Linked DNA regions of Homo sapiens: region 1 is linked to region 2. The links are chromatin contacts, found by Hi-C or POLR2A ChIA-PET in ENCODE. All regions are on one chromosome and are shown on one strand. The core of a region is the stretch at or near the end of the contact, and the rest is flanking DNA. Distances in the headings are between cores, read along the strand shown.

The links. Hi-C counts contacts between places; a loop is a spot of excess contacts on that map. ChIA-PET counts read pairs that join two places held with the same protein, here RNA polymerase II (POLR2A). Pooled maps may share reads with other maps.
Region 1: a loop to region 2 is called in a map of thyroid gland, with 2.2 times the contacts of the local background. The contact joins two enhancer-like sites. A Hi-C loop is called at or near these places in 4 of 168 maps with a recorded cell type or tissue (endothelial cell of umbilical vein, naive thymus-derived CD4-positive, alpha-beta T cell, ovary and 1 more), 1 of 37 single-sample maps with no recorded cell type and 8 of 50 pooled maps. POLR2A ChIA-PET finds 5 or more read pairs at or near these places in 11 of 52 experiments (A549, A673, HEK293 and 6 more).

The regions. Positions count from the first base shown.
Region 1 is chr3:194,188,168-194,191,860 of GRCh38, forward strand. No RefSeq gene overlaps it. Among named protein-coding and RNA genes, the nearest start is that of HES1, 54 kb to the left of the region's middle. Within about 2 kb of position 1,269, at least 2 of the 41 ENCODE cell types and tissues checked have a DNase peak (open chromatin) inside an H3K27ac peak, as active enhancers do; they include thyroid gland, where a contact is called at or near this core.
Region 2 is chr3:194,139,547-194,143,436 of GRCh38, forward strand. No RefSeq gene overlaps it. Among named protein-coding and RNA genes, the nearest start is that of HES1, 5.3 kb to the left of the region's middle. RefSeq lists an enhancer at 1,132-2,126 and silencers at 1,759-1,828, 1,919-2,338. Within about 2 kb of position 1,890, at least 33 of the 41 ENCODE cell types and tissues checked have a DNase peak (open chromatin) inside an H3K27ac peak, as active enhancers do; they include thyroid gland, where a contact is called at or near this core.

The DNA.
Region 1 (3,693 bases), core at 19-2,518, 48 kb after region 2:
ACATGTCAAGCTCTTAGAATGCAGCTTGGCGTGAATTTCAATGTTTAGTTGTTATTATCGTTAATTTTTACTTTATTTTTTATTTTTATGTATTTATTATTTTTTTTTTTTGAGACAGAGTTTCACTCTTGTTGCTCAGGCTGGAGTGCAATGGCGCGATCTCGGCCCACTGCAACCTCCACCTCCCGGGTTCATGCGATTCTCCTGCCTCAACTTCCTGAGTAGCTGGGATTACAGGCATGCGCCACCACACCCTGCTAATTTTAGTATTTTTAGTAGAGACGGGGTTTCACCATGTGTGCCAGGCTGGGCTTGAACTCCTGACCTCAGGTGATCCACCCGCCTCAGCCTCCCAAAGTGCTGGGATTACAGGCATGAGCACCGCTCCCGGTCTAACTTGTATTTTAAATAGTGATGATGGGTCTCCTTCGACCAGAACTTTAGCTGGGCTCCTCTGGGTCCTCTGCTTGACTAGGCCCTACCTTGGCTTCCTTCCCTGTCCTTATAGAAGCCAGTCTGAGCAAGAATCCTGCCAAGTCAGTTTAGCAAAAGTCTCCCACTTTTGGTATCTCATCACCCTGGCCGGCCTTCAGCAAGACTCCTGTTAAGTCAAGTCAGCCAGAAACCCCTTATCTGTGATATTTCCTCTTAGTAATTTCCCATCCATTGACCCCCACCCTGCTTCTTGGTTAGAAGTCTCCACCTGTCCTCGTTGCAGCTGGAGTTGAGTCCCACCTCTCTCCCCAGCTGCAAGACCCCGTTGCTGAAGTCCCTGCACCCCTTGTCTCCACGGCTCCCCTTGAAGAAAGTTGACCTTAGCATCTTGAACAAGTGTTTGAATAAATTTCTTTCTTTAACAATAGTAATGACATATTTGCTGCCAAAATTCAGATGGAGACACTTCGTGCACCCTGCCCCAGCCCAAGGGCGTTTTCATTTTACTCAAAGATTCTTGAAACCACAAAAACCTTTTAGGACCCAACGGGAAGACTGCCCAATGGAGGTGGGTTCGACAGAGACCTCCCCAGGATGAGTAAACCTGGCCCTCTAGCTGGGTGCTCCTCAAAACACACCAGCCTTGCTGCACCTGGAGTTGTTGAGAACTGCAGAATCTCAGTCCTCTTCCAGGCAGCCTGAGTCAGAATCTGTATGTTCACAGGGTCCCCCGGGAAAGGCACCGGTCTAGACGAATTCCTATCAGCCCTGCATCTGGGCAACGCGGAATCTCTCTGACCTTTACTTACGATTTGCTTTAAAAGTTAAGTGTTTAAGCACATAGGCGAGCCAGACCAGAGAACTCTCAGTTGGCAAGAGATAACCTCATTTCCAGGGACAGCTGGCTCTCTACGTGTTTGAACAAACTGGCATTATCCAAGAGCTCTAATGGTCTGAAGTCAGGCTTAAAACTCAGCAAAAATAAACTTTCCAGGAAATTTTTGGCACACCCAGTTTCCAAACCCATCATCTCAGGAATGTTATCCAAGCAGTGGCCTCTTTCCCCACATCTAACTCTATTTCCAGTTGGGACAGTTCTTTCTCTGGCCTTGAACTGACAAAACACACACAAATGAGGGAAAACAGGGAGGCCACATTTAGTGTGGGCCTTTAGATAAGTCTCCGGGAAAGTCCATAATCTCATTTTGGCACTATTAGTGTTTGGCTTCTTAAGGCAAATGTTATTTTAAAAGAATGTCTTAAACCTGAGGGACGTGTGCTCTTGGTCACTGGGGTTCAAAGAGGTACACTTGTGAGGGCGAGAAGTAGAAACCACCGTCTGTCCTTCTTGCGGCTGTTGATGCCATGTTCTTTGTTGCCTCACTTCTCCCTTTTTTTTTTTTAATTTTATTATTATTATACTTTAAGTTTTAGGGTACATGTGCACAATGTGCAGGTTAGTTACATATGTATACATGTGCCATGCTGGTGTGCTGCACCCATTAACTCGTCATTTTGCATTAGGTATATCTCCTAAAGCTATCCCTCCCTGCTCCCCCCACCCCACAACAGTCCCCAGAGTGTGATGTTCCCCTTCCTGTGTCCATGTGTTCTCATTGTTCAATTCCCACCTATGAGTGAGAATATGCGGTGTTTGGTTTTTTGTTCTTGCGATAGTTTACTGAGAATGATGATTTCCAGTTTCATCCATGTCCCTACAAAGGACATGAACTCATCATTTTTATGGCTGCATAGTATTCCATGGTGTATATGTACATTTTCTTAATCCAGTCTATCATTGTTGGACATTTGGGTTGCTTCCAAGTCTTTGCTATTGTGCCTCACTTCTCAAGTGAGCGGAACACCCAAATCTTCCTTGAGGATGAAAACTCAAATTAGCCACGTCTGTTGAACCTGTTTACAAATCCTTCTGAATGGACTGTTGTGTGATAGCCACTATAGGAATATGAGAAGGCACGATTCCTTCACTCAGGAAACTCCCAGCCTAGAAGGGACATCTTCTGTTTGACTTATTATTATTATTTTAAGACAGTGTCTCATTCTGTTGCCCAGGTTGGAGTACAGTAGCGCTATCTCGGCTCACTGCAACGTCCGCCTCCTGGACTCAAACGATCCTCCTGCCTCAGTCTCCTGAGTAGCTGTGATTACAGGCATGCACCACCGCACCTGCTTAATTTTTATATTTTTCGTAGAGACAGGGTTTTGCCATGTTGCCCAGGCTGGTCTCAAACTCCTGAGCTCAAGCAATCTGCCTGCCTCAGCCTCCCAAAGTGCTGGGATTACAAGCGTGAGCCGCTGCTCCTGGCCTCTGTTTGCGTCTTTAGCTGCACATCTCCAGATGTTTGTAACGCATCAGTCAGGGTCTATCCTAGTAACCTACTGCTCCCTAACAAATCACTCCAATTTCAGCAGCTTAAAATACCAACCATCGCGTTAGTATCTTTCATAGTATCTGTGGAAGAGGATTTTAAGAAAGGCTCAGCTGGGTAATTCTGGCTCTGGTCTCGCCTGTAGTCACAGTCAGATAGAGATGCTGAAGCAGCCTGAGCCTCCCAGGAATCCCTCTCTTCATGTGGTCTCTCCGCATGGGCTCACTTGAGCTTCCTCAGAGTATGGCGGTCTCAAGTCAAGTGTTTTCATGACGGTTCACCCTTCATTGTTTATGACTAGTTCAGAAGTCACAGTGTCTGAACTTTTCTTATTTTATTTATTTATTTATTTTTAATTGAGACAGAGTCTCGCTCTGTCACCCAGGCTGGAGTGCAGTGGCATGATCTCGGCTCACTGCAACCTCTGCCCCCTGGGTTCAAGCAATCCTCTCACCTCACTCTCCTGAGTAGCTGGGACTACAGGTGCATGCCACCACGCCCAGCTAATTTTTGTATTTTTAGTAGAGACGGGGTTTCACCATGTTGGCCATGGCTGATTTCAAACTCTTGAGCACAAGTGATCCACTGGCCTCAGTCTCCCCAAGTGTTGGGATTGCAAGCATGAGCCACCGCGCCCAGCCATCACTTCCTCTTGAGGGTGAATTGTCCCAGTCACACTGTAAGCAGAGCTATAGGATGGGGGATATTGTAACCATCATTGGTAAATATAGTCTGCAACAGGTTTCCAGCAGAAAACAGAAGTCACATTTGAATTAGGATATTTCAGGGAAAGGTTAATGAAAGCACTAGTTATGAAGATATAAGCAGAGTGGAGAGAAACAAGAGATACAGTTTCTGATATGGTTTG
Region 2 (3,890 bases), core at 640-3,139:
TGGCCAGGTGTTTGACTGCATCCAGGTGTTGGGGAAATGAAAACCACGAGCCCTGCGAGACCAGACACATCAGCCGCGCTGTGGGTCTGGCGGGCGCGCCCTCCTCCCCCACCGCCGGCCAGTCCTCCTCCCCCCCGGCCCCTCCCGCCAGCCTCCTCTAACCCCCCTTTTCTTAGACCGGCTTCTGGGAGGAGAAGGATGAGGCGGGAGAGATCAATCTTTGAAGCTTTCCTAACAAAGATAAAGCCAACGATTTTCTGTCTTGTTTCAAAAGCTTTACCTCTCCCCCGCCCTGCTCTGGCCTTTCCCACAGGCCAGTGTGGAGAGCGGCTCTATCATAGGAATGATCGGGGAGACAGCAGTTTTCCACTCAAGATACCTTCGGACCCAGCTTCCACCCCAGAGGGAGAGATTTAAAAGAGACCTTTTTGAATTTGTCTCCTACCTGCCTTACTTTGTGTACATGAAAGGTGTCCAACACACCTTCCGCCAAAGAAACACACACACACCCTTATCATTTTTCCACGTTTTCCCTCCTGTTGAAACACAAACAAAATAACAATCGTCCATTAAGACACCCAACTCAAGCACCAGTGTTTCATTTGGTAAGCCTGTCCTCTGGGTCCACTAGGAGCCCCTTAACAGTCCTGGTAGAAAAAATCAGACCTCAATGTCTTATTTTTACACAAGGAATTCCTTTTACATCGATGTCTTTAAAATTCACAGGAAAAAAAAATCTCAACACCAGTTGAAAATTCAATGTCCCTATGTTGAAGGGGAACAATTTTAAAAGTGCATTTGTATTAATATCACCGAAAGTACATAGATATCTTCCTAGGGAGGGGACTAAATCAAAGGAAAAACACAAATACGTTTTTTTCTTTTTTTTAATTGGTGATTTGAAAAGAGCACTTTTTTTCCCCCTGAAAGCTAGGTTTAGACTATTCCACGAGGATTTTTTCTTTGTTACAGTAAGGGGAGAAGGTGGAGACCCCACTAGGCTCCAAACCGGAAAGGGCACTTTCCAGTTCCTGCCCAGCTATGCCACCAAATTCACTGTGTCACCTTGGATAAGTCATTTCCCTTCTCTGGGTCATTTCCAAGTCTGGAAAATGAATGGACTTATTTCTAAGACGCTGTACCCTCCTGCACTTTGGCTGTTTCTGGAGTAAGTAGCTGAGGGAGAGGCGAAACTTCAAAAACGACTTCAATGATGTTGCCTCCCTGGGGGTCCCTCAGGCCTGGCCTAATTATACGGCCTCGGGCACACCAGCAGCCCCTCTCGCCGGCCCCCAGCAGTGCTGATCGCTCGGGGAGATAAGGCACGACTCCAAACTGCGTCCGGATGCGGGCCGCGGGCCCCGGCTGCCGCGCGCATTAGCCTCTCAATGGAGCCCTTCCGGGGCCCCGGCCCCCCGCCGTCTCCAGCAGCATCCGGAGCGGGAAAGGCGCCGAACTGGAAGGGGGTGGGGGTGCTCTTCGGTCAACACGAGAGCCCTCTCCAAGCGCAGAAGCGCGACTCCGGAGGCTCGCCCCTCCTCGCGCCCCGTCCCACCCCACGCGTTTCTGGAATGGGGACCCTGGGGTTTCGTTGGACCCCCTCGTCGTCACCACCGTCCCGGGAAACCTGTCATTAAAGTCAATTAACTTTTCCCACACCCGTTGGCCGGTAACAACCCGCTCCTAGCTTCCTCCCCGGCTCCTAAGTGCAACCAGATGGGCGGACGGGCTGCCCCCGCCGCGCGCCCGCCGGGGCGGCCCGGGGGTTCCAGGGAGGCCGCCCGGGGCCCTCCGCCCGGGCGGGAGCCGGCCAGGGCGGCCACGCCGGGCCAGCCCTGGCGGCCCTGCGGCCAAGGTGGTTCGCTTAGCAGGCCCGGCTGCTTTCTGGCAGGAAATGAATAGCTCCCAGATGAGCTCAGGCAACCTGAGAGGTCGTGAGAACGGCGCGAACCCCCGCCTGTGCAGCCGGCAGCCTGCCAGGCCGCGGGGGGAGCGGGCGGCGGCGGCGGCGGCGGCGGGAGGCCGGGAGGCCCGGCGGGCGGGCGGGCGGGCGGCGCTGACACACGAGCCCGCGCCCGCTCCCGCTGACAGGCAGGCCGCCGCCCCCGCTTCCCCCGCCCCGGGCCCCAGCGCCTCCCAAGCAGCAGGCCTAGGCCGCAGGAAGGCGGCCGCGCGGCCCCGCCGGGCCTGGGGGTGGGGCCGCCTGCCAGTGTTTTTCCAGTTCCCCCGGTAGCTCCGGGCCGCATTTAGTAGCTGGGGAAACTGGGCCGAGGCCAGGGCCGGGGCACTAGAGGCCCTCGCGGCCCGCAGAGCCCTGCCAGGCGGCAGGCCACGCCGGGGCAGGAGTGGGCAGAGCGGCGGGGTGAGGCCATCCCAGCCCACAGAGCCGTCCCAAAAAAGACCTTGCCACCAGACAGCAACCCTGGACGCCTAAAAAAAAAATCCTCATTTCTGAAAACCCTGAGCGCCTACTGAGTGCTCAGCAGGCCCAATTCCCACCAGCCTCCGCCGCACCGAGCTCCCTGTGTAGCCGGGGAGATCCACAAACACCCTCGTGACTCATCCCAGGTTTGATGTGCTAAGTGCCAAAACTGAAGTTTAAACAAAGGGCACCTAGAACAGAGAGATTAATTCTGATGAGAGGAAACCAGGCCGGGGAGGTTTTTCAGAGTTGGCACTTGAAGCCGAGAGGTGAAAGATGAGTTCAACAGGAAGGGTTAGAAGCAGAAGGGTGAGGGAAAACGCGGAGATGAACATATATACGTCCAGTCTGGGGAGATGTCAGTATGTTTACCATGGTGTGGTATCTAAGTTTTCAAATATACAAATTGGCTTAGAGGTCAAAAAAAGAAAAAGAGGGATAAGCCCTGCCGCAGTGGTTGGCTTAAATGCAATACAGCCCAGGGGTTAGAAGCACGTGGTCTGGCTCCTGGCGGCTTGGCTTAGGTTTTGAGCCCGAGGGAAATTACTGAACTCCCTGCCTCAATTTTGTAACTCTGTATCTCATTTGTAACTTAGGGCTCGTCAGGGTAGTGCTTCACAGGGTTGAGAAGATGAAATGAGTACATGCACTTAAAGCATTTAGAATAGTGCTGTCAGCTCTTCGGATTCTTAACCACAGTGAGGGACGTTCACCAGACAAGAAAGCCAGTCCCGGCCTTTGCCCAGCGATGGCAGGATCTGCTTGTAATTGCACCAGGCCCTAGGTGAAAGGACCACTGCTTCTTCCTTAGTTTCTGAATTTCATGCATTCATTTGATAATTATTGAACCAGGCACTATGGGAATAAAGGGAGAAGAAAGGCATGGTCTCTGTAACTATAAAGCTATCTGGTAGACAAGACAGCTTCCACACAAGAACAGCACTGCTGGGCGCGGTGGCTCACGCCTGTAATCCCAGCACTTTGGGAGGCCAAGGCGGGTGGATCACAAGGTCAGGAGATCGAGACCATCTTGGCTAACATGGTGAAACCCCGTTTCTACTAAAAATACAAAAATTAGCCGGGCTTGGCGGCATGCGCCTGCAGTCCCAGCTGCTGGGGAGGCTAAGGCAGGAGAATGGCGTGAACCTGGGAGGCGGAGCTTGCAGTGAGCCAAGATTGTGCCACTGCACTCCAGCCTGGGTGACAGAGCGAGACTCCATCTCAAAAAAAAAAAAAAAAAAAAAAAAAAACCAAGAACAACAACAAATTGCTGTGTTAAGTGCCATAAGGAAAGAGTCATGCACAGTGATGGTACAAAAAAAGATTGCACGTCACAACAGGTAACTTTTTTGGTTCTCCAAATATGATTAATCCTTGTGATCATTCATAGAAATTACTGGCATAGTAAATAATTAGTCAAATTCCACCTAAGAAAGGTGATTCTCAAATGGTTAATTTCAAGGGTAAT